Linked DNA regions of Homo sapiens: region 1 is linked to region 2. The links are chromatin loops, found by intact Hi-C in ENCODE. Cell type or tissue: endothelial cell of umbilical vein. All regions are shown on one strand. Each heading gives the region's core, and the rest is flanking DNA. Links, peaks and the distances in the headings are about the cores only.

Region 1 (15,189 bases), core at 5,152-7,651, 340 kb before region 2:
GTCTCCTGCTTGCCATGACCCGCTGACCAACCTAAGTAGATAAAAATGAAAATGGCCAAGACAGCTGCAAGGCTCAGAAACAAACTGCCTGGTGGCTTTGCAGCCATGGGAGAGTCTTTTATGTGGAAGGTTTCTGGAACAGCCCTGCCTTCTCCATCCTTTCACACGCCTCCAAAGCCATCCCTAAAGTTTTTGCTTCTGTATCTGCTGGTTCCTAGGGAGGTCAGAATTCCTTTCTCAGGAGTGGAGCCCAAGTGGGGGCACCTGTATTAAAACCTCCCCCAAGGGTGTGTGCTCCAAGCCAAAAGAGTGTGGGAGGAGGGGACAGGGGCTTTAGGGGGAGGGATCAGATTGGGCAAAGGACAGGAGATAAGGGAGCCAGGACAAGGAGGGGTCTGTGATGGATCAACCAGGCTAGGGCAAAAGAGGGCACGAGAAGACCTGAACTGAGAGCAACAGGGAGTTCGTTGTGCAGGCTGGACAGGAGGATAGATTGGGGGCCCAGTCTGGAAGTGGGGAGAACCATGAGGAAGCCGTTTTCATAATCCAGCAGGGAGTACACCTGCACATTCCTCAGTACGCTTCCTCCCCACCCCGGGGAGCTCTGTGCATCTATGTGCAATCTCTGGAGGCTAAAAGCTTGTGTTGCTCAAGGAAACTGACACAACCAGTGGCGACCTGACAGCTTCCCGAGGATAGGAGTGATGGTCGGGGTGCTCCTTCTATAGCTCTGCTTCCTCCTGGGCTCTTTGGGCTTGGACCCGTGTGGCCATGTTGCCCTGAATTATTGCTTTTGGATGTTTTTTTTTTTTCTAATTTGCCATATTCCTTCTCTGGTTCTCAGTTTCCCCATCCATGCAATGAGGGTGGGTCAATGGTGCCTGAGCTTGCTGGGAAGCAGGATAAGACACAAAGGCAGCACCAGACATCAGGAAGCTAGAGTTCAAGCCGGCACCACTCCCCCGCATTGTGCCTCTGCCACCGACCCCACACCACCATCCCCACTCTATTTGGGTGGTGGTCTTCAAGACAGCCCCACGGCTTCCCCTTGCCAGAAAGCAGGCTTCTGCATTTGGCCTGAGCTGGAAGGGAATGAGCAATGGTGCTAATTGTGAAGCCGACAGGAGAGGCTGGGGGTAGGCAGCCGAGAGAGAAATCATCTTGTGATACGCCAATTACTGATCAGCTGGGACATAATTGCGGGCCTGCCATCCCGGCTGCTGGAGGTACCAGGCCTCCCTCACGTTAATCAATGATAATCCAGAATTACGACCCTTAATGATTTGCAAAGACACTTATGCACACACGCACACATGCTCTCATACGAACACAAGTAATTGATAATCAACCATGTAATCTGAGGCAATAATTCTGTCTGGGATAGATGACAGGCTCCACCTTGTCAGCAGAACAGAGCCCAAATCACAGCAGACCCCTGCAATGGGTGGAAGATTCTCCGGGGGAGGGGGCTTCTTTCCTCCTCCAGTGTAGGTATTGAAGGGACCTCCGATTGTCTCTAGGCCGTGGTATATGGTGGTTTTTGTTTCCTATTTTTATTTATCTATATTTTCTGAATTTTGTACGTTATTATTAGCAGCATTTAAAAACATCATTGGCCAGGCATGGTGGCTCATGCCTGTAATCCCAACACTTTGGGAGGCTGAGGTGGGCAGATCACGTGAGTCCAGGAGTTTGAGATCAGCCTGGGCAATAGAGTGAAACACCATCTCTACAAAAAATTAGCCAGACATGGTGGCACATGCCTGTGGTCCCGGCTACTCATGAGGCTGAGGTGGGAGGATCACTTGAGCCCAAAAGGAGGAGGATGCAGTGAGCCATGATCACAGCACTGCACTCCAGCCCGGGCAAGGAAGTGAGACCCTGTCTCCATAAAAGATAATAAAAAATAAAATGCATATATACTGAAGTAAAAATTATATAACTACTACATGCACAAAAAGACATCTACAAGGATTTCAAGACAGCATTTTAGTAATAGCCAAAAACTGAAAACAACCTAAAGGTTCGTCAAGAGGGAAATGGTTAATGGTGTTCCATTTCTACCATAGAATACTATGCAAGAGTTAAAAAGAATGAGGCTGGCCGGGCGCGGTGGCTCATGCCTGTAATCCCAGCACTTTGGGAGGCCGAGGAGGGCGGATCACGAGGTCAGGAGATCAAGACCATCCTGGCTAACACGGTGAAACCCCGTCTCTACTAAAAATACAAAAATTAGCCGGGCGTGGTGGCATGCACCTGTAGTCCCAGCTGCTGGGGAGGCTAAGGCAGAAGAATGGCGTGAACCCGGGAGGCGGAGATTGCAGTGGGCAGAGATCGCGCCACTGCACTCCAGCCTGGGTGACAGAGCAAGACTCTGTCTCCAAAAAAAAAAAACAAGAATGAGGCAGACCTTCGTGTACTGAGAAAGGGCACAGAGTGCAAGAGGGCCATTCTCTGGGTCACAGAGGATCCTGCTTGCCTCACCCTGCTCCTGACCCTGCCAGGATATATGGATAGGTGAAAGAAGCAAGTCAAAGAACAACAAAGCCTGGGCAACATAGGGAGACCCCATCTCTACTAAATAAATAAATACATAAATAAGCCTGGTGCTATGGAGCACACCTGTGGTCTCAGCTACTCGGGCTGAGGCAGGAGGACTGTGTAAGCCCAGGAGATCGAAGCCGCAGTGAGCTGTCATCGTGCCACTGCGCTCCAGCCTGGGCAACAGAGTGAGACCCTGTCTCACAAAAAATTAAATTAAATTAAAAACAAAAATAAAGGCCGGGCATGGTGGCTCACGCCTGTAATCCCAGCACTTTGGGAGGCTGAGGGAGGTGGATCACCTGAGGTGGAGAGTTTGAGACCAGCCTGGCCAACATGGTAAAATCCTATCTCTACTAAAACTATAAAAATTAGCTGGGTGTGGTGGCGGGCACCTGTAATCCCAGCTACTCGGGAGGCTGAGGCAGGAAAATCACTTGAACCCAGGAGGCGGATGTTGCAGTGAGCCAAGATCGTGCCACTGCACTCCAGCCTAGGTGATAAAGCAAGATTCTGTCTCAAAAAAACAAAACAAACAAATAAAAACATCATTGCCATTGCTATATTGGATTGGGCAAAGGATGGGAGAAGAGGGAGCCAGAGCAAGGAGTGCTTGTGATGGAGCAGCCAGGCTGCAAAACATCATTGCCATTGAATCTGGGCTGATCTGGTGTCTTGCTTGGGGCAGTAGAAGTGGTGGAAGTGACACTGTCCCAACTTCAGGGCTAGTCCCTAAGTCTGGCAGCTTCTGCTTTCATTCCCTTGGATGAAATATAATTCCCAGCTGCCATGTAATTAATCCAGTTGACCTGAAACCACCATGCTGACCACGTGGAGAGGCCATGCAGAGGAGCGCTGAGGTGCCAGGCCTGTAAGTGACGCCTTCTTGGCCCTTCCCTCCCAGTCCAGCTGCCAGCTGAATGCAGCTGAGTGACCCCAGCTGACACCACATGGAGCAGAAGAACCACCCAGCCAAGCCCTGCCCAAATTCCTGACTCACAAAATCATGAGAAATAATAAATTGCTGTTTTAAGCCACTAATTTTTATTTACTTTTTCCTTTTTTATTTTTTATTTATTTATTTTTTTTTGAGATGGAGTCTTGCTCTGTCTTCCAGGCTAGAGTGCAGTGGCGCAATCTTGGCTCACTGCAACCTCCACTTCCCAGGTTCAAGTGATTTTCCTACCTCAGCCCCAAGAAGCTGGGACTAGAGGCCCTGCCACCACATCTGGCTAATTTTTGTATTTTTAGTAGAGATGGGGTTTCACCATATTAGCCAGGCTGGTCTTGAACTCCTGACCTCAGGTGATCCGCCCGCCTCGGCCTCCCAAAGTGCTGGGATTGTAGGCGTGAGCCACTGTGCCTGGCCTTAAGCCACTAATTTTTGAAAGTCAATTGTTATGATCTTGTTCTGATACACACAAGATCAGGAAGCGTGACAGGCCTCAATTTCCTGATCTGTAAAATGAGAGTTAAATGAGATCATGCATCTAAAACCCCATGCCTGGGGCCTGGCACCTTGCCTGTGCTTCACTGAGAATCTATGATTCTCAGCCAAACAATGCCACGATTCTGTACCCATGCTCTGCCCTGACTGAGTGATGGCCACGCAGACCGTGTTGTTCCAGGTCCTCAGATGAACAGCCATCATTCTCCTCTAATGGAAATGGCCTGTCACCATGGCAGCACCCTGGCTAAGAGCAGTGGCTTCTAAACCAGATAAGCATGGATGTAAGCCCTTCTCTGTCGGTTTCTAGCTTTGTGACCTTAGGCAAGTTATTGACTGTCTCTGAGTCTTGGTTTCTTCACCTGAAAAGAGAAGAAGTCAGCCAACCTCCCTCTCCAGGAAATCTACCCTGATTAGCCTCTCCCCACCATATTTCTCTAAATAGAGCTTTGTCATGGCTTGTTTACAAGACAGGTATTAGTTTCAAAACTTTAAGAAAAGGGATGAAATTAACTATATTGGTTGGAAAAGGGGATTGGGGGACCCCTGACCATAATTTATTAATAATAGAGCCCAACACCTCCTGCCTCTTCCCATCGCCTCTCTCCTTGTTCCCACTAGGACAGCCTCTCTGACCATGCTTCAGTATCTTTGAGTTTGCCATTTCTTCTGCCTGGAACCCTCTTCTACCAAATAGCTTCATAGCTCACTCTCTCATCTCCTTTTGGTCTTTATTTAAATGTTACTTTTTCAATGAGACGTTCCCTGACCACCCCATTTAAAATCCCCCACTCATTTTGGGGCACCCTCTTTTTTGCTTTAGTTTTCTCCATAACACATATTACCCTCAAACATCATGTTTATGTTACTTGCTTATTTACTTTTCTATCCCAGACTCCCCCCTGCCCCCCCCACACAAATGTATGCTCCAGTGGGGCAGGATTTTGTGTTTGTGTTTGTCTATTTTGTTTACTAATATTGCCCTAGTACCTGGCTATAGCTCAAAGTTTGCTATATGAGTGTGTACAAAAGCACACGCACCCATACATATCCTGAGCGTGGGGTGAAACTGTGGACATCTTGAAAGAATAAGCTGGACCCGACTTGGGTTGTGTGTTGATAGGGGTGTTAAAGCATTCCTCCAGCATCAACTGGCTTCCAATCCTCACCTTTGCTGTGTGTGTGTGTGTGTGTGTGTGTGTGTGTGTGTGTGTGTGTGTAATGAAGGCCATGGGGAGTAGAAAATTGGATGTTAATAAAAAGTCATCAAGAACATATTTCCTATCCTCTTCTAGCCCTTAAAGCCCTACCAACCATGAAGGATTTGCCCAGTGGTCTGGGGGAGAACAGGAATCCGGGCAGGCGATGGTTCCTACCAGGTTGGCACTGAGGCTAACCAGTCCAATTAATTTAAGGAGAAATACCCATGTGTCACCTGGAGAGAAAGTTGCAGGGTAACTGCACGATCCTCCCACATCCACTCTGATGACCTCTCATTAGAGGTTAGGGCTCTATCATTGCCCTGGAGCAGAATGGCTTGGGGCGGGGGTCTTCCGGGGTTCCTGGTAGATGGAGAGCCTGGGGAGATTGGCATGACAGGGTCCCTTCAGAATGAACCAAATGAATGACAGCCCAGGCTCAAAGGGATGAGGTTTCCTTTGAGAAGAGATGGCTGTTGGTGGTGACTGTTAGTTCCTACTAATGACAGCGACCTTGAAATCCATACCCAGGGTCTCTACCCTCTGGTTTGAGGGGAAGGAGTAGAGAAGTCTTCCATGCTACAGATGAGAACCTGAAGCTCTGAGGGATTATGTTCTCTGTCTAAGATTACCGCAAGTCCACGATGCCAGGACCTTTGTTCATTGCTATATCCCGATGCAGAACCATTTCTGTTGAATGAATGAACATTCAAGCAGATATTGATAGTCTCTGGGCTTGAACCCATGCGTGGTCGACACCAAAACTAGTTGGCTCCAAAAACCTAGCTTATCTTTCACTCATTTTGCATCCCTCCCAAAGCCTGGCGGGGTACCTGACACCTGGGGGGTGATCTGTGAATATTGGGTCAATTGACCCGGCAGCAGCAGGTGGTGCTAACACGAACCACCTGAAGACCCCCAGCGGACAGGCGGGACCTCTGCTCGCAGCCAGCAGGGGGCGCGCACACATTGTTTTCCAGTGGGCTCACCTCCCCAGGCCCCCTTTGCAATCCTGTCCCGACGAGTGGTGTATTAGACAGAAAGGGCCCTCCCTCAACCAGCCTGTTTTATGTCAGGAGGCTTCAAATTATGCGGTCTTCCCCAGCAGGCAGCCCTCTGGGACGTGTGGCTCCTACACCAGGCGCTGTGCTAGGCCCTTGACACGCATTATCTCATTTCATCATCTGAGGTACTGATATCAATTTTACAAATGAGACTACTAAAGTGCTATTTTTACCCATTTTACAAATGAGAATACTGAGGCTTGGGGTTGTTCAGGGACTCGTACCCCTCTACCCTTGAGGCCTCGCCTCTTTGGGGTGGTGGGACCCTAACAAGTCCTGGCAGAGGCCTGAGCTTCTGGAGAGGGCCAGATGGGAAAGACCACTTCTCAGAAGAGGAATGGCTCCTGCCCGGGTTCTTCTCCAGTTCCTGCCTCCTCATGGTTTGTCACTGTTTCCCAGAGCTCTGGGCAGACACCTTGGGCAGGCCTGCCAGCTCCATGCTGTGCCACAGGGCAGCCAGGGACACTCCCTCCTGGTGTCAATTCCAGACACCTGGCACACACTGGGGAGTGTCCTGGGTGGTGTTGGTGGTGGTGGGAGGAGAGAAGGCTTCCTAGCATGTCACAGTAGGGCCAACTAGCCCACCCTCTTTGCCATTTTACATGCAAGGAAACTGGCCCAAAGGGGAGGCCCCTGGCCCAGGGGCTTGTCACGGCAGAGCCAGGGCTGGAACCCAGCTCTCTGGATTGCCAGTCTTTCTTCAGGCGCTAGCAGATCATGTTCTCTGAGGCCTGGAATTGCCTCCTTCCTCACATCCACCTCTCTCCCCACCCCTGCCATGTGCCATGAGCAATCCTGCCCATGCTGCCCTAGGCCCGGCTCCCTGCCCCTCTTCCGGGGAGCCTTTGCCATCCTGAGTTAGAACCACTTGTTCTCTTTAGTCTGTAGCAAGTGTGTCTGTCTGTTCCTGGGTGACTCGCCCCATCTCCGCAGCTGATCTCTGAAACAAGTGCCAAGGGGTAGGACAGTACAATGGACGAGGCACTGGGCTTGACTTTGAACCTGAGTGGGCCTCCAACTTGCTGTGTGACTGAGGGAGGTCATTTCACCTCTCTGGGCTTCTATATCCCCCCCTGGTCTGGGTCAGGGTTGTTTGGATGTTATCCATGGAGTCTCTGACTCAAGGCAGAGTGGACAGGACCCTATCCCTGCCCTAGATTAAACTGCAGCAGTCTTTTTTTCTTTCTTAAATACTTGGGCTTTGGAGTTCTGAGGCACCCAAGTTTAAAGGCCATTCTGAGGTCCTTTCTACTCTGATCTTGCTCTCGGTATCTCTCACCCCACCCCACCATTAGCCAGGAGGAATATGGCATCTTACATAAAGTATTCTCAATAAAGATTTGGTGAACAGACTTGAGCGTCAGTGGCCAGGCGCGGTGACTTATGCCTGTAATCCCAGCACTTTGGGAGGCTGAGGTGGGTGGATCACCTGAGGTCGGGAGTTTGAGACCAGCCTGGCCAACATGGTGAAACCCCGTCTCTACTAAAATTATAAAATTAGCCGGGCGTGGTGGTGCATGCCTGTAGTCCCAGCTACTTGGGAGGCTGAGGCAGGAGAATCACTTGAACCCGGGAGGCAGAGGTTGCAGTGAGATGAGATCACGCCACTTCACTCCAGCCTGGGCGAAAGAGCGAAACTCTGTTGCCAAAAAAAAAAAAAAAAAAAAAAAAGAATTGAGCATCGAAGCAGGGCTGTGCTGAACCCAGCTCAACAGGGGAGGGGCAAGCAGGAAAGGAGACCCTGGAACAAGCTTCTAAGGTGAAGGCGGCCTTTGAGAAGGCAGCTGAGGCTGCCTTGAGTTTGTGGCTTCTGCTCCCCATCTCTTCCACGTTCCTTCCTGACTCGTCCCTGAAGTGAGCCACCGCCTCTCCCACGCCCTGCTGTGGGTGCCACAATGTCCTTGCACAAACCCTGCCCTGTCCCCTGCTGCCAGGGCCGCCCACACAGCTGGACGGACATGAGTCTGGCAGACACTGGTGTGGCTGAGCTCTCCTGGAACGAGGTTCGAAAGGGCTGTGGGGCTGGCAGGGAGCAACACTCCATGGCCTGGTCAGCTGGCCAAAAGCCAGGCAGCCCCCAGAGGCAGCCCCACCCGAGCTGGAGAGGTCTGCTGGGCTTCTCTGGGTCTCTCAGGGAGGACGGACTTGGTGTGCTTTTGGCAAGTCAAAGGCCCTGCTTTACGTTGTGTGGGTATGATGGTTCTGCTTTCAAATCTTGGCTCCTCCTGGAGCTACAAATTATACGCTAAAGTCTGGGCTCAGTGGTTCATTCCTGTAATCCCAGCACTTTGGGAGGATGAGGAGGGTGGATCACTTGAGGCCAGGAGTTCGAGACCAGCCTGGCCAACATAGCAAAATCTCGTCTCTACTAAAAATACAAAAATTAGCCGGATGGTGTCACACGCCTGTAATCCCAGATACTTGGGAGTCTGAGGCACAACATCGCTTGAGCCTGGGAGGTGGAAGTTGCAGTGAGCAGAGATCGTGCCACTACACTCCAGCCTGAGTGACAGAGCAAGACTCTGTCTCAAAAAAAAAAAAAAAAAAAAAAAAGTACACTCTTGCCTTTATCCTGTAGCAGGGCTTCCATGCCCCAGGGTAATTAAGGACCACCCTAATTGTACAAGCGTGGCCACTTACAATTAGAAAAGCCTGTATATGCAATGTCTAATTCTGAGCCGGGTAAGAAAAGGCATTAGAAGTAAAAAGGAGAACCATTGTTACAGCCCCAAGAAGTTCCATTAGGACATTTACTAACATAATGTTTGAATTTCATCGTCATTGTCATCTTCATCGTTCTAGCACCCACCCACTTCTGAACTGCTCTAACCTTTATTACCATCTGCCATGTTCTCTGGACCACTCTTCATAGTCATTCGTGCATTCATCCCAGAACATCTCAGCAGGAGAGTCTTCAATCTTTGAGAACCTACTATGTGCCAGACCCTGTCAGGCACTTTTTCAATTTTTTTTTTTTTTTTTTTAGACAGAGTTTTCCTCTTGTTGCCCAGGCTGGAGTGCAATGGCGTGGTCTCTGCTCACTGCAACCTCTGCCTCCCAGGTTCAAGTGATTCTCCTGCCTCAGCCTCCCAAGTAGCTGGGATTACTGGTGCCCATCAGCATGCCCAGCTAATTTTTATATTTTTAGTAGAGACGGGGTTTCACCATGTTGGCCAGGCTGGCCTAGAACTCCCGACCTCAGGTGATCCACCCGCCTCAGCCTCCCAAAGTGCTGGGATTATAGGCATGAGCTACCTCGCCTGGCCAATTTTACTTTATTTAGTCATCACAGCAACCCTGCGAAGTTGATTGTTAGGATGCTTTTGGCTGCAAGTCACAGAAACCTTGGTTCCACTGGATCGAGCCAGGGGTCCCTCACTGAACAATGAAGGAATTGATGGAAATAGTCCAGATGTGGGTGGCTCCAGGGCAGAGTAATCCAGCTGCTGAACTGTGCCACCAGACTAATGTTCTTTCCACATTTCCTTCCATTCTATCATCTCTCTTTTTTTTTTTTTTTTTTTTTTTTTTTTTTGAGACGGAGTCTCGCTCTGTTGCCTACGTTGGAGTGCAGTAGCGCGATCTCCGCTCACTGCAAGCTCCGCCTTCCGGGTTCACGCCATTCTCCTGCCTCGGCCTCAGCTGGGACTACAGGGGCCCGCCACCATGCCCGGCTAATTTTTTGTATTTTTAGTAGAGACGGGGTTTCACCATGTTAGCCAGGATGGTCTCGATATCCTGACCTCGTGATCTGCCCACCTCGGCCTCCCAAAGTGCTGGGATTACAGGCGTGAGCCACCGCACCCGGCCTCCATTCTATCATCTTTAGTGTGTTGACTTAGTTCTCTGAATGGCTGCCTTCATCATAGCAAGATGGCTGCTGTAGCCCCAGCCATCATCACTGCAGACACACATACAGCTACAGAAAGACAATTGTTTGGCTGGGCGCGGTGGCTCATGCCTGTAATCCCACCATTTTGGGAGGCCGAGGTGGGTGGATTACCTGAGGTCGGGAATTCGAGACCAGCCTGGCCAACATGGTAAAACCCTGTCTCTACTAAAAATACAAAAATTAGCTGGGCATGGTGGCAGGCGCCTGTAATCCCAGCTACTTGGGAGGCTGAGGCAGAAGAATCGCTTGAGCCCCAGAGGTGGAGGTTGCAGTGAGCTGAGATCCCGCCACTTCACTCCAGCCTGGGTGACAGAGTGAGACTGTGTCTCAAAAAAAAAAAAAAAAAAAAAAAAAAAAAAAGAAAGAAAGACAATTGTTTCTCTCTCTCTCATGTTTTAAGATTGAGAAAATATGGCCAGGCGCGGTGGCTCACGCCTGTAATCCCAGCACTTTGGGAGGCCGAAGCGGGCGGATCACGAGGTCAGCAGATCGAGACCATCCTGGCTAACACGGCGAAACACCGTCTCTACTAAAAATACAAAAAATTAGCCGGGCGTGGTGGCGGGCGCCTGTCGTCCCAGCTACTCGGGAGGCTGAGGCAGGAGAACCGCGTGAACCCGGGAGGCAGTGCTTGCAGTGAGCGGAGATCGCGCCACTGCACTCCAGCCTGGGCGGCAGAGCAAGACTCCGTCTCAAAAAAAAAAAAAAAGAAAAAAAAAAAAAGATTGAGAAAATATGAAAATATTTCCTAAAACAAGCCCCCAACTCCCATGTCTTATTCACCAGAACTCGGTCACAGATCCATCCCCAAAGTGTTAGCAAGGGGGATGGGATGCTAAGATTAGCTCAGACTAATTGGGATTTCCCCCCAAGGCACGTGGAACTGAGGGGTGTGGGACTCCTGAAACAAATTCAGGGCACTAAGGAAGAAAGCAGGAGTGACTACTTTTTAGCAATCAACAGTGTCTGCCTCATGGGTAATTAATGTTATCTTCATTTTACAGGTGGGAAAACTGAGGCTGAGATAAAGTAATGACTTAATGGCACAGTAAGAGACCAAGTTACGATTTCAACCCAGAAATACTTGATTCCAAAGCCCCAACTCTACTGCATGATATACTAAGCACTATTATATCTCTACTTCTGAGTAGAATGCTCCAAGATTTTGCTGGGACAGGAAGGGTATAAATAGTACATACATACATACACTTCCATATTATTTTGGTGACAATAAAATTACGTCATAAAAATGTATATTTAGGCATGTTTAATTGACTAGCCTTTATTTAGGGGCTTCTAGAGGCATTCGGGATAGAATGGCCCCAGCATTGAACTTCATTGAGTCCCCAGTGAGGCAGTGTGAACAGATAACTACAACTTTTTTTTTTTTTTTTTTTTTGAGACAGAATCTCACTCTTTCTCCCAGGCTGGGGTGAAATAGTGCGATCTCAGCTCACTGCAACCTCCGCCCCGGGGTTCAAGCGATTCTCCTGCCTCTGCCTCCCGAGTAGCTGGAATTACAGGCGCCCCACACCCGGCTAATTTTTGTATTTTTAGTAGAGACGGGGTTTCACCATGTCGGCCAGGCTGGTCTCGAACTCTTGACCTCAGGTGATCCATCTGCCTCAGCCTCCCAAAGTGCTAGGATTACAGGCGTGAGCCACCACGCCCAGCCAACTACAACTCTTTGTGATAAATGCAGATTGCAATTGAAGCACAGAGCTGGGAAATGCCAGAGACTATTTTCACAGGAAAGGTAAAAACTGAGCTGGGTTTTGAAGGATGCATAGAAGTTTGCTCAAAAAACAAGAGGGAGAAAACATTCTTTGTAGGTAGAGAAAAGAGCCCCGTAAAGGCACGGGGCTTCAAAGTTCATATTGTGTTTAAGGAACAAGAGGAATTCAATGTGGTTAGAAATTAAGAAAAAGGAAGAGGCAAAAAGAGGAATTGGAGGCAATTTCCCAGAGGCCTTGTGTTCCAAGCTAAGGAGTTTGTCTTGATCCTGTAAGGCGCCTGGAAAATTTTTATTTATTTATTTTTATTTTTTATTTTTTTGAGATGGAGTCTCGCTCGGTCGCCCAGGCTGGAGTGCAGTGGTGCGATCTCGGCTCACTGCAACCTCTGTCACCTGGGTTCAAGCGATTCTCCTGCTTCAGCCTCCTGAGAGGCTGAAATTACAGGTGCGCACCACCACGCCCAGCTAATTTTTGTATTTTTAGTAGAGACGGGGTTTCACCGTGTTGGTCAGGCTGGTCTCAAACTCCTGACCTCGTGATCCACCCTCCTTAGCCTCCCAAAGTGCTAGGATTACAGGCGTGAGCCACCACACCCTGCCTTAAAGCAATGTTGTAAGGCAGGTTTAGGCTAAATTACATGAAATTGCCAATATTTGATGTGTCTAACAATGAAAACAGATGAGGAAGCCTGGAGGTGCAGAAACTTGGCACAGGTCACAAAGTCTCATGAGTCAAGAATCAAACCCAGATCTGTCTGATAAGGCCTCTAGAGTCAGGCAACCCTGAGTTCAAACTTCAGCCAACACTTACTAGCTGTGTGTCCTAAGATAACGTTATTTAACCTTTCTGAGTTTCAGTTGCTTCATCTATAAAATGGGGACGATAACTGAATCCACTTCATTAAGTGTGGATTAGAAGAGATAATGCATTGAAACAGCCAGCACAATGTCCAACACATAAGAGGTGCCCAATAAATGTCAGCCTTGCCTATCATCATTGCTATTAATATCCTAAAGTCTGGGCTGTTAAGCACCTTCCCAACCTGCTGTAGGAAAGATGCTTTCCGGAGTCGGTATGTCCCTGGGTAGAAAGGAAGGAGATTTTACTGCCAGAACCACGACAGTGCTGCTGGTAACAGTCTTCAAACTAACGGGGCGAGGAGAGCTGGGAGCTGTGTCCTCTAGTTTCTATCACCACAACCCTCTGATTGTTTCACCTCTCCTGAGGTTCTCCTGGCCACAGTGGGTGCAGCAGCCCTACCATTGCAGAGTGGCTGGCAGCTCTGCCCTCGCCCAGGGCATTCTCCTTAAGGAGCAACTTCTGTCTCCTTTGCCCGTGAACCAACCTGAATGAAGTGTATTTCCAGGAAATATAAGCTGCCTTTGCTTTCAAGAGTCACATCTGGCCAGGTGCAATGGCTCACGCCTGTAATCCCAGTACTTTGGGAGACCAAGGTGAGCAGATCACCTGAGGTCAGAAGTTTGAGACCAGCCTGGCCCAATGGTGAAACCCCATCTTTACTAAAAATACAAAAATTAGCCAGGCATGGTGGCGTGCGCCTGTAATCCCAACTACTCGGGAGGCTGAAACAGGAGTATCACTTAAGCCCAGGAGGTGGAGATTGCAGTGAGCCAGATCATGCCACTGCACTCCAGCTTGGGCGACAGAGCAACACCCTGTTTCAAAAAAAAAAAAAAAAGCCACATCTATCAGTGATGGGTCCTGCAGGTCCCCCTTGCTCTTGTACCTCATCTATGCACACCTCCCCAGTAGCTTTCTGGTTTTGTGTATAGACAGATGTTTCTGATATATGCGTGCATGCAGTTCTGTGTGTGTTTTCTGGGCTCAAAAGCATCTGCGCTGGCACAGGCTGAAGGCTGGCACCACCCTTGGCAGCAATAGCCCAAGGACACTTTTTTGTCCATTGCATTCCATGTCTGGGTGGGGCCCCTGCCTGCTGGGTAAGTATTGACTCCCTGCACTTTTCCATCTATATCTTGGAGTGTTCTTTTGGCAGAAACTACAAGTGCTGCTAACTTGAGAGTCCAAACCCCAGCACCCAGCTGTTCTCAGCATATCTCCCTGAGATGGGGTGCTTGGGCTCACGGACTGACATCATGGCAGCTGCCATAATAAAACACTGAAGGGGTGGGGAACAGGCAGGCTCACTAAGCCACACCTTGCTTTCAGAACTTTTGGATGTCCACAGATCTTTTTAGCACTGTCTGCCCTCTTTTGTGGCTGCATTCTTGCACAAGACCTGGTTGCCCCTAGCTTCGTCTCTCTGAAAAACATGTTCAGCTCCCTCCAGAGAAAACTCAGAAACTCCTATGCATTTTCCTGGAATCATTCTATAGCTCCAGCCTGGGAAAGCTTCCAAAAGTTTCCTGAACCAAAGATAATAATAATAAAAGAGGTGAGGGAGGGGAGAATCGTGGGCACACAATTCTGTTGATTAATGTGCAAGGGAACAGACTAGGATTGTAGGGAAAGGAAAAAGAAAGGCTTTTCCAGGTCAGTTTAAACATTTGTGTTGTCTTCTTTAAAGGCAATTTCAAAATAGTTGGCCTCCCCAAAGCGATTTTTTGGAATCTACCCAGAGGGCAGAAAATGAACCCTTCCTTCCCCCATCTGGAAAGTCTTCACACCAGTGGCCCCACTCATTCCTGAGCTCTGGCTTTAGAAGGACTTTCCCAACCTTCCAAGATTCCCTGCCCTCCCTCACCCGCTGACCTATAGGGAGTTATGTTTGCTCCACCCCAAGCAGCTGCATTCCAGCTGTGGAGCTATTATGAAACATTTAGGAATCCTCTGGCTAGAAAGGTAAATGAGGAATATGCCCTAATGACAGCTGAAGGCTGGCTAAAATCTGTAAACAGAGAAGCAGCAAGGAACAAATGCTTGACAGAGGATTCCCTTTACAATTCTATTGTGCAGAAGAGTCAGCTGTTAACTTACAGAAGACCTTCTAGATGGTCTCACAGATAAAAGTGCTGATCAGCTTGACCCCCTACTGTGAATCGCAAGAAATGAAATTCAAACCTATTTGTGAAGATTCAAAAATATTTTCACTTACTCATGATCTCTCATCTTTTTAATTAAAGCACAACATCTTGCTCAAAACAAGCCTTTGAAACAACAAAATAAACAGAACCTTAATTTAGGGATTTGCCAACTGATCTTGACTACTGCTGGCAGGTTATAGCAGCCAGTTAGAAGCAGAACATGGGGTTCCCTGCCCTTCCGAAGATGGTGTCTGCCTGAGGACTCAGAAAAGAGGGGGGCCACAGAGACCCATGAGGATCCTTGA
Region 2 (15,189 bases), core at 7,322-9,821:
AAATGCCATCTCCTAAATATCACCAGAGCAACCTGCGGAGAAGGCAAGGCTGAGTTGATTGTTCACCGTGGTAAGGTAGAGTACCCCCTCCACAAAGCCTCAGTAGCTTCCCAAAGTGGGAGGGCAAAGTGATTTTTATTGAGACTTTGAGGCCTGGTTTAAGGTGGCTCTTTCAGTGCAGAGGTGGCATGCTTGATGGGGGTTGCTAAGATCATGATTGGTAGACACAGCAAAGTGAGGATTTCTGGCTGAGGCGTTCAAAGAACCTTGGGGTATAAACTGTCTTCCTATTGAACCTATAAACTGATGCTTCCTGTTGAAGACATGGTGTGTCCTTCAGGAAGTTCCTGGGATGAACAGTAGAGTTATTTACAGCTTTTATCTTCCTGGGCAAGCATTTTCTGGAATAATAGTGAAGTTACTTTGATGAGGACAGTGGAATAGTAAAGTCATGTTAATATAGACAGTGAGCTATGAGTGGTTTGATTCTCATCCCAAGCTGTCTTGGTTCGCTGTTTGAATGACTGTGATGTCCCCTCCACCAAGAAGGCTGACGCCTATGAACATGTGTACTCCCTTTCCCTCTTGGTCCAGCTGGATTTGGCCCATGAAGGCAGGGAGCAGAGTGAGGCTGGAATATTCATTTCTGTTCTCTTTCTGCTGGTATTACCCAGCAAGCAATGGGCTCACTGCCTGATGCACACACAAGCCAATACCATGGCACTGAAAACCTTTATTGGGAATTGACTGGCAAGACAGGAGGCAAGGCTGAAATCTATGTCGCCTAGCTGGTGGGCTGGGGCAGGTTTTATAGGCGAAGGGTAATGAACCATGATCTGATTGGATCTTGCAATGAGGTGATGCTGGGGAGGCATGATCTGACTGGATCCTGCCACGGGGTGACACTAGAGCTCAATCTGATTGGATCCTGGATCCTGCCATGTGCAGTCCACCTCTGAAAGCAGTCCTTGCTCCCGGCTTCCAGCACTTAGGTTCCACTTGTGGTTGCACACTTGGTTCATCTGGGCATGTTCAGGTTACTTGACTTTCAACTTGGGGATCCATGGCAACCAAAAAACAACTCACGACTTTGTTACATAAAAGTTGAACCAGGGCTGGGCACGGTGGCTCACGCCTGTAATCCCAGCTCTTTGGGAGGCCGAGGTGAGCAGATCACGAAGTCAGGAGATCGAGACCATCCTGGCTAACACGGTGAAACCCCGTCTCTATTAAAAGTAAAAAAAATTAGCCAGGTGTGGTGGCAGGTGCCTGTAGTCCCAGCTACTCAGGAGGCTGAGGCAGGAGAATGGTGTGAACCTGGGAGGCGGTGCTTGCAGTGAGCCAAGATTGCGCCACTGCACTCTAGCCTGGGCAACAGAGCGAGACTCTGTCTCAAAAAAAAAAAGAGTTGAACCAGATTGGTCTGGTGTGATTACACTGGGTTGCCCTGGGTTGGTTGCCTCCGCCTGTTTCAGCCCTCAGCTCCTATCACCAGCCTTCTCAATAGCTTCTCTCTTGAGTTGGGGTAACTGCTCCCCGACTTGCCCTTTTATGCCTAAGGGAGCCTAGCTCCTAGTATCCCATGTGGCTCTTTCTCTCATTTCTTATTCCCAATGAGCATGTGTTGCTTTCCTAAAGGCATTTCCATAACATTATACTTTTAAAGTCAACTGTGTGTGAGTATAAATGCTATTGGACATCAGGGGAGAACTCGGAAAAAAAAAATGTTCATTTTTATTGATAAACTTTTTAACTAAGGCAATTTTCAAAGAAAGCTAAAATCATGACATTCCTACAAACATAAAATGGACATGTTAAAATTGTATTTAGTGCATCATTAATGAAGGCTGGTAAGATGTGACAACCGGTTCAAATGAGAAGTCAAAAGAGGCACAAATTTATATGGAGAAAAGCAATGTTGAAGTGTATTTACGAATAGAAGGAAATATATTTACGAATAGAAGGAAACATATTTCAAATAGAAGGAAACTGGCTTTCCTTTGGAAAATAGGAAGTAAATTGAACCACCTCGGGACAGAATGTATTTGCATGCCTGCAAACAGGAATTATTTACATTGCTATCAGTTATCTACAATTTACAGATTTGAAAAATAGCTCAAAGGCAATGAATGGCCCAGAGACCCTAAAGCATCGCACTCAGATAACCTGGAAGGGTATGCTCTAAAGGATACACAGTTTCCCAATGAAGCACACATTTTTTCCTACGTGACATTTATTAAGCAGTTAATACTTGCAGGCAGTGATCCAATCCATGGGGACTGATAGTCTGCTTGGAGATTTAAGACACAAAAGAGCTGAGCCGTCTCCCTCCAGCAGTCTGATTAGTGGAGTGTTTATTATACTTCCTCTCAGTGACATAAAGATACTCCAAATTGAGTTCCATCATCAAGCTTTCCTCTTGAGAAAAACAAAAGTTTCCACTGCTTTCAAAAGTTTGAAAGCCACCAACCCATGTCCAGCAGGTTCATTTTATAGAAGAGAAAATGAAGGCTCAGAGAGGAAATGTGGTCTGCCCTGGGGCGCGCAGCTTGTTAACTCATGTCTGGTCGGAAGATGGGCTTTCAGGGCCGAGAAGGTGCTCCTTTTTGGCATTATTAGGTGACAGAAAGAGCTCCTGGAAGGGAGGATTTAGGAAGCAGGCTGTGACAGATGGTTTTCATCTCCTGTGCTCTGGGAAATCGCTACCACCCTCTAATTGGATGTTGGGAGCTTCAAGCAAACTGGCAATCTACATTGTATCATTGTTCCGTATCCCTAATTATCCCTTGGGATTTGGCTTAAGTGCAGCTTAGAGGATGTTCATTAATAGTGTCGACAGGGACACTCAGCATTTGTAAAATTCTTTACAATAATTGAAGACCTAGCATTGTTCTGGTGTGGTAAGGAAGCATGTTTGCTCCCAGCCGAAAGATGACTTAAGCTAAGAGGGTGGAGACTGGCTGACTTGGGAGTTGTTTTTCTAACGTCCAGGTCTGAACTCACAGTTCTACAATCCTTGTTTTCACCGGCTCAAGGAAGCTCCTTGATGAATTACATGAGTTCAGCTTACTAATGGGCTTACTTCACCAGAGTCAGAGTGATCTGTCCTTGGCATTTCATAACCCACTTCAGTTTCCTATCTCTTGGCCACCGTATTGTCAAAAACCTCATATTCCTGTGGCCATGACCAGTTCCAAAAGAAGCTTTGTCTCCACAGACAGATCGTGGTTCCATCTGGGCCTACCACCAAAAGCCTTGTGATTCCAGATGGAAAAATCCCCACACCCCCCCCCGTTTCCAAAGCAGCCCCCCATCTCGATTGTTTTATCTACAGTCAGCAGCACGAATCCTCCACAATCAGAGTCTCTCCGGGGGTGGAAAGAGTGGCTAATGGGGGATACAGCTCATCTTCAAACCCTGTGCCATGTGAATGGAAAAAAAAAATGCACACATCTGGCTGGGTTAGATAAAGAGGAGGGCTGGGGCAAAGAAGCCGGGAGTGGTGGTGGGGGCTTCCCTCTATCAAAGAAAACATTAAGAAAAAGGCTGCTTTTATTGCAGAGGAAAATTAAAACTTTACATTGTGACTGGAGCTGTTCAACCATCTACATTTGGCTGGGCACGATGGCTCACGCCTGTAATCCCAGCACTTTGGGAGGTCGAGGCGGACGGATCACCTGAGGTCAGGAGTTTGAGACCAACCTGGCCAACATGGTGCAACCCCATCTCTACTAAAAGTCCAAAAATTAGCTGGTCATGGTGGCAGGCGCCTGTAATCCCAGCTACTCAGGAGGCTGAGGCAGGAGAATCGCTTGAACCCGGGAAGTGGAGGTTGCAGTAGCCAAGATCGTGCCATTGCACTCCAGCCTGGGCAACAAGAGCGAGACTGTCTCAAAAAAAAAAAAAAAAAAATCTACATTTTTGTTGTTGTTGTTTTCAAAAGATATCCTTGAGGAACCCCAAGTATTTGGCTGGAATCCTTTGGTGACAGCCAGTTTCCTTCCAGGAGGTTGGAACAGAGCTGCATGTGTGTACATGTGTTTGGGGGGATACAAGGAATTGAGTGGTTTTCTTTCAATCATAGCCTCACCCTCCTGCCATTTGAGGAAGACGGAGGGAGAAGGACAGGATGGGAGGAGATAATTTCTGAAAAAAATTTTTTTTTTTTTTTGAGTTTCACTCTTGTTGCCCAGGCTGGAGTGCAATGGCGTGATCTTGGCTCACTGGAACCTCTGCCTCCCGGGTTCAAGCGATTCTCCTGCCTCAGCCTCCCAAGTAGCTGGAATTACAGGTGTGCACCACCACGCCTGGCTAATTTTTGTATTATTAGTAGAGACGGAGTTTCACCATGTTGGCCAGGCTGGTCTTGAACTTCTGACCTCAGGTGATCCACCCACCTCAGCCTCCCAAAGTGCTGGGATTACAGGCGTGAGCCACCATGCCTGGCCTGATGATTTCTGAATTTGAGGAATGAAATTTCAGCTGCCAAAGAGCACCTGGAGATGTGTTTCCTCCTCCCACACCCTCTTTCTCTCCCCACAGCCCCTACTTACCCCAGTCCCCAGAACCGCCTCCCCTGGAGGCATCTGGGACATCATTCTCACTACTCATTTCCTCCTTCCTCAGCTACAGGGGAGGCCAGCTTTCTGGTCTTCTGTTGCCCATATTGGACTTTATTTGGTGCTCCAAAGGGAGGTAGAAATTGCAAAGGACTCCCCTGCCCTTGCATATTCTGTAGATTCCCATCGCATGCTTCAAATAAGCCGTGTCCATTCTTCCCCCAGAGCCTTGCCTCTGTACCACCCCAGCTTCCCCCACTTCCTTTTTGCTGAGAACTTTCTCTGTATTCATGAAAGTTCTCCCTAATAGCCTGAATAAAATAATCTCCTTAATTATCCGGGGCATTTCTTTCACCCTGTACTGCCCACACCAGGAGTCTGAAATAGAACCATAAGCACCTTCAGCGTTAAGACAGGGAATTACCTTAAGTGGTTTCAGGAAAGATGTGAGCAGGAGCTACTTAATGGGGTGAAGGTGAGGCTGCCTTGAAGATGAACCCTCCTTTTGGGCAGTGTTTCACTTCAAAACCTCAGAAGCGGTGACCCTAAGGAGATTTTTATTAACACACCTACGAAGCAAACATAAACCCCCCTCTGTGTGCGTGTGTGCACGGATGTGTGCTGGGGGGCAGTGCAGGAGAGGAGGGGGTGCTGGAGAATCTCCAGGTGAAGGGGGATGCAGTTTTGTTCCCATTACAAAGACCCCTTGTCAGCCCGCTGGCCAGGCTGAAAGCGCCGGCCACTTCCCATTCAATGCCAGCTCTCCTAAGTGGGCCGGGTGGCTGTGGCCTCGGTTAGGGCGGTTGTATATTTGCACAGATCTGCCATTTGTCATGTTCCCAGAGGTCTTCAGGACAATGACTTTTGTGGGGGTATGCTGGAGGAAGGTAGCTTTTCAAAATTGGGAACCTTTTCGGCTTGCTAAACGGAAAAGGACAATGGCCTCTTTGTCCCTAGTGTAAGACAGCTGTGGGGAGCCCTAGGAACCCACCAATGGTAACTTTAAAATGCTGCCTTAAAGGTATTGAACAAGTCTGGGTGTGATGGCTCATGCCTGTAATCCCAGCACTTTGGGAGCCCGAGGCGGGAGGATCACTTTAGCCCAGGAGTTCAAGATCAGCCTGGGCAACATGGTGAGACCCCATCTCTACAAAAAATATAAAAAGTAGCCAGGTGTGGTGGTGCACACCGTAATCCCAGCTACTCAGGAGGCTGAGGTGGGAGGATCACTTGAGACTAGGAGGTTGAAGCTGCAGTGAGCTGGTGATTGCACCAGTGTACTCCAGCCTGGGTGACAGAGAGACACCCTGTCTCAAAAAAAAAAAAAAAAAGAGAAAATAAAATTAAAAAAAAAAGATAACAAAATAATAATAGCCACTAGTTTAAAGAAAAACACTACCCATAATTGTGACATTGAAATACAGTATAGTAACTGATTAATGTTTCCATTTTTATATATTAGGTTCCAATCTCACATTTTACAATTGGGGTAGTGCCAATTTATGTCTTTTCACTTAACATTATGCCATATAATCATTTTCTTTTCTTTTCTTTTCTTTTTTTTTTGAGGCAGAGTTTCGCTTTCGTTGCCCAGGCTGGAGTGCAATGGCTTGATCTCGGCTCACCGCAACCTGCACCACCACGCCTGGCTACTTTTTATATTTTTTGTAGAGATGGGGTCTCACCATGTTGCCCAGGCTGATCTTGAACTCCTGGGCTAAAGTGATCCTCCCGCCTCGGGCTCCCAAAGTGCTGGGATTACAGGCATGAGCCATCACACCCGGACTTGTTCAATACCTTTAAGGCAGCATTTTAAATTTACCATTGGTGGGTTCCTAGGGCTCCCCCCAGCTCTCTTACACTAGGGACAAAGAGGCCATTGTCCTTTTCTGTTCAGCCTCCTGGGTTCAAGTGATTCTCTTGCCTCAGCCTCCCGAGTAGCTGGGATTACAAGCATGGGCCACCACGCCCGGCTAATTTTTTTGTATTTTTAGTGGAGATGGGGTTTCTCCACGTTGGTCAGGCTGGTCTCGAATTCCCGACCTCAAGTGATTCACCCACCTTGGCCTCCCAAAGTGCTGAGATTACAAGCATGAGCCACCGTGCCCGGCCCCTAATCATTTTCTTATAATACTATAATATCTAATTCTATTGGGTCAATGGAGCATATTTATTATGGTTGAACCTTTCCTCTGGTGTTAGACATTGTCTTTTAGTCTCTTTTTTCTTTGCTATTGTAGATAATGCTGAAATTAACATCTTTGGATATACAATTCTCTGCTTCTGAAGAATGAAAAGATAAATAACAGAGCTAAGAAAGGGACTGATGAAACTTACAACAGCAGGTCTCAAATTTTTGGTCTCAGGACCCCTTTATGCTCTTAAAAATGATTGACAGCCTCCAAGAGCTTTTGTTCATGTGAGACATTTTTATATTTGCCTTGCTATATTAGAAATTATAGCTGGGAAAATTCAAATATTTATTAATACATGTAACAATAACTGTAAAAATCCATTGCATGTTAACATAAATTACACATTTTTACCAACAATAGCTATATTTTCTAAAACAAAGACATTTGCAGAGTGGTGTTGTTTTATATTTTTGCAAATCTTTTAAATGTTTGGTCTACAGATTCTCATATCTCCTTCATTCCATCTCTTGTGATTTTTTTTTTTTTGAGATGGAGTCTTGCTTTGTCACCCAGGCTAGAGTGCGATGGCGCAATCTCGGCTCACTGCAACCTCTGCCCCCCGGATTCAAGCGATTCTCCTGCCTCAGCCTCCTGAGTAGCTGGGATTACAGGCGCCTGCCACCAAGCCCAGCTACTTTTTGTATTTTTAGTAGAGACAAGGTTTCACTGTATTGGTCAGGCTAGTCTCGAACTCCTGATCTCAGGTGATCCTCCCACCTCAGCCTCCCAAACTGCTGGGATTACAGGTGTGAGCCACCACGCCTCGCTGACATGTTGTTTTAACTGAAGTCTATGAAAAAAACCTGTCCTTGAATAGATACATAATCGGAGAAGGGAGAGGGTACGCTTAGGGGTCCGACCACACTTTGAGAACCCATGTCCTGCAACATTCCTCGTGCTCTACAGGACACTTCTCTTGTATTACTTTTTGCACTTACAGATTTAGATGATAGAGTGAATCCAACGTCCCCTTTTTTTGAAATCAAGGTCCCAAGAAGCAAGTCCCTTGGCTAAAGTCACCCAGCTGGTTGTAGGGACTCCACTTTACTTCCTTACAACCAACTCGGATGTCTCATTTGTCCTTTTACCAGGCTTTGGTAAGGCTGTGAGAGCACAGAGCTGAATTAGGGATCTTGGACTTCAAGTTACTGACTAGCCCCAGCACTCGCCAAGCTCACAAAGAAGACAGAAACGAGGTAAACATCCAACCATGTTTATGGAAGAGTTCATCTCTCTGTCAGCATTACGTACATGCAGAAAGGTGTAAAAAATCATAACAGCGCTGTTTGCATTTTTCAGAAACGGAACACACCTATATTATGTCTCTTTTTAAGGAGGTTTTTGGGTGGCTTTTGTTTAGAGGCAGAGTAGAATAATAGAAAAACAACCTGGGGTTTACCTTTAGGACTCTCTCTCTCTCTCTTCTGTAAATGTAAGGTTCGGCAAAAAAATTCATTAAACTTTTGTCCACCTTTAACATTCTATGAGTTTTAATGTGTTTGGAAGCTTTGGAAGATTGGATTGCTAGAGTACTGGTCAGGATCATTTCTGTATTTAATAAAATTGGGAGAGCTAGCGAATAAAGCAGGAAGCCTGCCATCTAGTGGCAAATGTGTACATTGCTCTTTTGCTTGGACTCGGGCTGAGTTTTCAGAACCAGAGTCCTTTTCTTCTGGCCCCCACCTTCCTTAATTACAGGGGTTTTAATTGCGCCACAGTTAGACAATACTTAATTGTCTTAGCTACATTGTAATGAGTGAAGGGAATACACTTGTGATTTGGCTGAACGCAGGAGAGAGAGGCCCCTTGCATTCATAGTTAATTGCTTCAAAACTCTGCCTGCGGCTTTGCCATGCCCTCATTCGCACTTTGGGCTAAAATTATAAGGATCCATTAGATACTGTCTCTGCCTCCAGACTTCAGGCTGCAGGGAGGGGGACGCCAGCTGGAGTTTTTTTCTGACAGCTTATTTATTTATTTTTCAGATGGAGTCTCACTCTGTCGCACAGGCTGGAGTGCGACCCTGCAACCTCCGCTCACTGCAACCTCCACCTCCCGGGTTCAAGCGATTCTCCTGCCTCAGCCTCCCGAGTAGCTGGGACTACAGGCGTGCGCCATCACGCCCAGCTAATTTTTGTATTTTTAGTAGAGATGGGGTTTCGCGATGTTGGCCAGGCTGGTCTTGAGCTCCTGACCTCAGGTGATCTGCCCACCTCGGCCTCCCAAAGTGCAGGGATTACAGGCGTGAGCCACCGCACCAAGGGGGATTGGTGGAGCTCTCCCTGCAGCCCACTGATTCTTGGGTGTTTACTGGTGAGATGGGCAGAGGCTCTGGACATGGAGTGGGGCAGGGAGGGGAAGCAGCATCGTGGGCTGGGCTTCGATGGAAGAAGTGGCAGGGTGGCCGGGCACAGTGGCTCACGCCTGTAATCCCAGCGCTTTGGGAGGCCAAGGTGGGCAGATCACCTGAGGTCAGGAGTTCGAGACCAGCCTGGCCAACATGGTGAAACCTTGTCTCTACTAAAAATACAAAAACTAGCCAGACATGGTGGCATGCGCCTGTAGTCCCAGCTACTTGGGAGGCTGTGGCAGGAAAATTGCTTGAACCCAGGAGATGGAGGTTGCAGTGAGTTGAGATCGTGCCACTGCACTCCAGTCTGGGCGACAGAGCAAGACTCCATCTCAAAAAAAAAAAAAAAAAAGAAGAAAAAAAGCAGTGGCAGGGTGGTCTGGAGGCACCGCTGGAGGCGAGTGTGTACGGCGACAGGGGAACCAATGTGGCATTCTGAGGGCTCTTCAAAGTCGCATCCCTTTCATGGTTCCCCACCCAGAGCCTCGTGGTGGTGAATCAGGGAGAGAGAAAAATATCAATAGACAGTCTAGTCCTGGCTGGCAAAGTGTACGGGAAACTGCACAACATGACAGAGGCTTTGGCAGGGGACGCATAAGAGTGGTAGCACCCAGCCTTGAGCCAAGTGGTAGCACCCAACCTTGAGCCCAGGAACCAGTGTACAATGTTATGTGCCCAGGCAAAACTCCTTCTTGAAAAACAAGAATAAAAGGCACCTACAGCTTAGGGGAATAAAATAGAAATTGGTGGATTATAAAATATAAAAGGCTGATAATTACTGGTTTGTTAACTGATTATTAATTTAAAATAATTGGCTGGGCACTGTGGTTCATGCCTGTAATCCTAGCACTTTCGGAGGCCAAAGTGGGTAGATCACCTGAGGCCAGGAGTTCATGACCAGCTTGGCCAACTTGGTGAAACCCCGTCTGTACTAAAAATACAAAAAAATTAGCCAGGCGTGGTGGCATGTGCCTGTAATCCCAGCTACTCAGGAGGCTGAGGCAGGAGAATCACTTGAACCCAGGAGGCAGAGCGCTTGTGAGCCAAGATCGCACCACTGCACTCCAGCCTGGGCAACAGAGCGAGACTTGGTCTCAAATAAAATAGAATAAAAAGTAATTATCGAACATTTCCCAGAGGCCAGGCCCTGTGCTGGGTGCTGGGGCTAAAGGTGGTAGGAACACAGTCCCTACCCTGGTGGAATTTACAGTCTAGCGATGAAGACATTGAACAAGTAATTATACAGCCGTGCATTGCATAGCAATGTTTTGGTCAACCACAGCCTGCAGATACAACAGTGGTCTCATAAGATTGCAGTGGAGCTGAATTACATAGCCTAGTGAGGTCATAGCTGTGGCAACGTCATAGCTCAATGCATTACTCACAGGTTTGCGGTCATGCTGATGTAAACTAACCTACTGCGCTGCCAGGCTTATAAACGTCTAGCACATACAATTACATACAGTGCATAATATACTTAATAACAAATGACTATATGACTCCTTTGTGTATTTACTATACTATACTTTTCATTGTCATTTTAGAATGTATTTCTTCTACTTACAAAATAAAAAAGTTAACTGTAAAATGGCCTTAGGCAGGTCCTTCAGGAGGTATTCCAGAAGTCACTGTTATCATAGGAGGACAGCTCCATGTGTGTTATTGCCCCTGAAGACAGTGGGACAAGATGTGGAGGTAGAAGACAGTGATACTGGTGATCCTGACCCTAACGTGTGTAATGTGTGTGTTCGTGTCTTCATTCTAAGAAAACGTTTTGTACAGATGTACAGTGTGTTTGAGTTTAAGCTAAGTGTTATTTCAAGAGTCAAAAAGTTAAAAAAATAAAAAAAGTTTATATGGTAAAAAAAGTTACAGTAAGCTGGGTTGATTATTTTGAGATAGAGTTTCGCTCTTTTGCCCAGGCTGAAGTGAAGTGGTGTGATCTCGGCTCACTGCAACCTCCGCCCCCGGGTTCAAGTGATTCTCCTGCCTCAGCCTCCCAGGTAGCTGGGATTATAGGCATCTGCCACCATGCCTGGCTAATTTTTGTATTTTTAGTAGAGATGGGGTTTCACCATGTTGGCCAGGCTGGTCTCGAACTCCTGACCTCAGGTGATCCCCCCGCTTCAGCCTCCCAAAGTGCTAGGATTACAGGCGTGAGCCACCGCGCCTGGCAGAGGTTAATTTATTATTGAAGAAAGAAAAATGTTTCTAAAAACAGATTTAGTGTAGCCTAAGTGTACGGTGCTTATGAAGTTTTCAGGAGTCATGTCTTAGGCCTTCGCATTCACCCACCACTCACTCACAGACTCACCCAGAGCAACTTCCAGGCCCGCAAGCTCCCTTTGAGAGGTGACAACGGTACTAGCAGCCCTCACTCGCTCTCGGTGCCTCCTCAGCCTCGGGGCGCTTGAGGAGCCCGTCACTCACCGTTGCACTGTGGGAGCCCCTCTTTGGGCTTGGCTGAGGCCGGAGCCGGCACCCTTTGCTTGCCAGGAGGTGTGGAGGGAGAGGCGTGGGGGGGGGAACCGGGGCTGCATGCGGCGCTGGCGGGCCAGCCCGAGTTCCGGGTAGGCGTGGGCTTGGAGGGCCCTGCACTGGGAGCGGCCGGCTGGTGCCGCCTGCGCGGGGCAGTGAGGGGCTTAGCACCAGGGCTAGCAGCTGCGGAGGGTGCGCTGCGTTCCCCAGCAGTGCCGGCTTGCCGGCACCGCGCTCAAATTCTCACTGGGCCTCAGCTGATTCACTAGGTGAAACCAGCTGGGCTCCTGAGTCTAGTGGGGACTTGAAGAATCTTTATGTCTAGCTAAGGGATTGTAAATACACAAATTAGCACTCTGTATCTAGCTCAAGGTTTGTAAACACACCAATCAGCACCTTGTGTCTAGCTCAGGGTTTATGAATGCACCAATCAGGCGCTGTGTCTAGCTAATCTTGGGACTTGGAGAATCTTTATGTCTAGCTAAGGGATTGTGAATGCACCAATCAGCACTCAGTATCTAGCTCAGGGTTTGTAAATACACCAATGGACACTCTGTATCTAGCTAATCTATTGGAGACGTGGAGAACTTTTCTGTCTAGCTCAGGGATGGTAAACCCACCAATCAGCACCCTGTCAAAATGGACCAATCAGCTGTCTGTAAAACAGACTAATCAGCTCTCTGTAAAATGGACCAATCAGCAGGATGTGGGTGGGCCAGATAAGAGAATAAAAGCAGGCTGCCTGAGGCAGCAGTGGCAACTGGCTCTGCTCGCTTTTCATTCTGTGGGAGCTTTGTTCTTTTGCTTTTTGCAATAAATCTTGCTACTGCTTAGTTTTTGGGTTCACACTGCATTTGTGAGCTATAACACTCACCGTAAAGGTCTGCAGCTTCTCTCCTGAAGCCAGGGAGACCACTAACCCACCAGCAGGAAAGAACAACTCCGGACCCGCCGCCTTAAGAGCTGTTAACACTCACCGCGAAGGTCTGCAGCTTCACTCCTGAGCCAACGAGACCATGATCCCACCAGAAGAAAGAAACTCTGAACACATCTGAACATCAGAAGGAACAAACTCCGGACACGCCGCCTGTAAGAACTCTTAACACTCACCGCGAGGGTCCGCGGCTTCATTCTTGAAGTCAGTGAGACCAAGAACCCACCAATTCCGGACATACCTTCATAGTAAGTGCCCTATACAGATGAACCATTTTTTCTCTTTTATACTGTTTTTATTGTACTTGTCCTATGTTTAGATATGTTTAGATACACAAATGCCTACAGTATTCAGTACAGTAACATGCTGCACAGGTTTGCAGCCTAGGAGCAAAAGGACCGTATAGCCGAGGTGTGTTGTAGGCACTAGGTTTGTGTAAGTGCACTCCATGATGCTCACACGATGACAAAATTGCTTAACGTATTTCTCAGAACATGAAGTGATACATGACTATGTCATATACACATCAAGTGATACATGACTATGTCATACACATCAAGTGATACATGACTATGTCATATACATCTAGGGAGTCAGTGACACTGGTGATCCATGTGAGTTAGCAGGGAAGATGTGTGTGTGTGTGTACCCATCCACATATGGTTGGGTGTTCCAGGCAGAAATAAAAGCAGGTGCATAGTGCTGAGACAGCAGGAGCAGGGTGTATCCAGGGAACGAAAGAGGACCAGTTAGTTCTTCTGAGAGGGAGGGAGAGCGGATGAGATGAAGCTGGAGGGTCAGGAAGGGGCCAGTTCACAGCGTTGTATAACCTGCATCCTAGAAGGGTGGGAGGCAAGAAGAGGTACACGATCAGATTTGCATTTTGAGGCCGGGCGCAGTGTTCACACCTGTAATCCCAGCACTTTGGGAGGCTGAGCCAGGCAGATCACTTGAGGTCAGGAGTTCGAGACCAGCCTGGCCAACATGGCAAAACCCCATGTCTACTAAAAATATAAAAATTAGCCAGGCATGGTGGCGGCTGCCTGTAGTCACAGCTACTTGGGAGGCTGAGGCAGGAGAATCACTTGAACCCGGGAGATGGAGGTTGTAGTGAGCCGAGATCTTGCCGCTTCATTCCAGCCTGGGCAACAGAGTGAGACTCTGTCTCCAAAAAAAAAAAAAAAAAAAAAAAAAAGATTTGCATTTTGAAATCTCACTCTGGCGGCAGTGTGCTGGACAGACTGCACAAGGGACAAGGAGGGGCCAGAGGAGACAAGGGGAAGCCAGTTAGGAGAGTGCTGAAATAACTCCAGGGCAAGGTGGTGGCAGCCAGAGAGAAGTGACAAAGGAGTAGAGAGGCTGGGCACGGTGGCTCCCGCCCGTAATCCCAGCACTTTGGGAGGCTGAGGGGGGAGGATCACTTGATGCCAGGAGTTCGAGACTGGTGTGGGCAACACAGAGCTATCCCGATCTCTACAAAAAGTAAATAAACAAAAAATTAGTTGAGCATGGTGGTGCCTGTAGTCCCAGCTACTTGTTTTTTGTTTGTTTTTCTGAGACAGTGTCTTGCTTTTTCGCTTTGTCGCCTCAGGCTGGAGGGCAGTGGTGCAATCTCAGCTCACTGCAACCTCCGCCTCTCAAGCTCAAGCAAGTCTCCCGCCTCAGCTTCCCGAGTAGCTGAGATTACAGACCTGCGCCACCATGCCTGGCTAATTGTTTGTATTTTTAGTAGAGACGGGGTTTCACCATGTTAGTCAAGCTGATCTGAATTCCTGACCTCAAGTGATCCGCCCTTCTCGGCCTCCCAAAGTGCTGGGATTACAGGCACGAGCCATGGTGCCCAGCCAGTCCCAGCTACGTGGGAGGCTGAGGCAGAAGGATTGCTTGAGCCTGGGAGATGTTCAAAGCTGCAGTGAGCTGTGATGGTGCCTCTGCACTGCAGCCTGGGTGACAGAGCAAGACCTTGTCTCTTAAAAATAAAAAAAAAAAATGAAAAAGAAGAAAGAAAGAAAAAAAAGAAAGGAGGGAGGAAAAAGAAAAGAAAGGAAAAGAAAAAGAGAAAAGGGAAGCAAAGGAAAGAAAAGAAAGAGTGGAGAGAGCCTGGGGTTTTCAAGCCCGCCTAGTGACCCCATCTCCAGGGTATCTGCAGGCTCCTGGAATGAGGGGCTGTGATTGTCAGGACCTTGGTAAATGCCTGTGCATGGTGGCTAAAGGAGACAGGCTCCTTTGGTTCTGAGCAGTGCCTGAGAGAATCATTCTTTTAATATAAAGAATAAGACAAGTTTGCCTGTTATCACTGCTAATGTTGAACATTTTTTGGAAGTCCTTACGAATGAAATAAGAAAAGAAATGAAATAATCTGTATGAGTATTACCAAAGAAGGAAAAATCATATTTTCTTTTTCTGGTCTGGTAGAATTGAAAACCCAGTCTAATAGCAAATTAGTAGAATTAATAACGATTAAAATTAATAATAGAATTTTGTAAAGTGGCTATGTGTAAGATAAATGTACAAAAATCAATAGCTTTTTTCTATACTAACAAATGGAGAGACATTCCATATTCATGGATGAAATGACATAAAAATATAAACTCTTCTAAAGTTAACATATAAATGTAATACCCTTCCAATCAGAATCCCAACGTGTATGTGTTTTCGTGTGCTTAAATCAGG

Evidence for each region. Hi-C counts contacts between places; a loop is a spot of excess contacts. Peaks named below come from ENCODE experiments on the same cell type or tissue, not always from the same donor. Only the 100,000 strongest peaks of a DNase experiment are listed, where the experiment ranks them.
Region 1: a loop joins it to region 2, with 2.4 times the contacts of the local background. A loop is called at or near these places in 6 of 110 quality-filtered maps.

What each region holds. Positions count from the first base shown.
Region 1 is chr14:77,044,380-77,059,568 of GRCh38, reverse strand. LINC02288 (long intergenic non-protein coding RNA 2288) reads right to left here. Exons shown (of 4, transcript NR_110554.1): 2 at 1-31. Among named protein-coding and RNA genes, the nearest start is that of LINC02288, 11 kb to the right of the region's middle. RefSeq lists a silencer at 6,119-6,168 and enhancers at 5,980-6,543, 14,502-15,012, 14,559-15,189. In endothelial cell of umbilical vein, for the core only: a CTCF peak has its summit at 6,121 (motif pointing right); a DNase peak (open chromatin) is centred at 6,158; H3K27ac peaks cover 444 bases.
Region 2 is chr14:76,703,472-76,718,660 of GRCh38, reverse strand. LOC105370577 (a long non-coding RNA gene) reads left to right here. Exons shown (of 2, transcript XR_007064273.1): 2 at 7,846-8,231. Among named protein-coding and RNA genes, the nearest start is that of VASH1, 50 kb to the left of the region's middle. In endothelial cell of umbilical vein, for the core only: a CTCF peak has its summit at 8,380 (motif pointing left); a DNase peak (open chromatin) is centred at 8,310.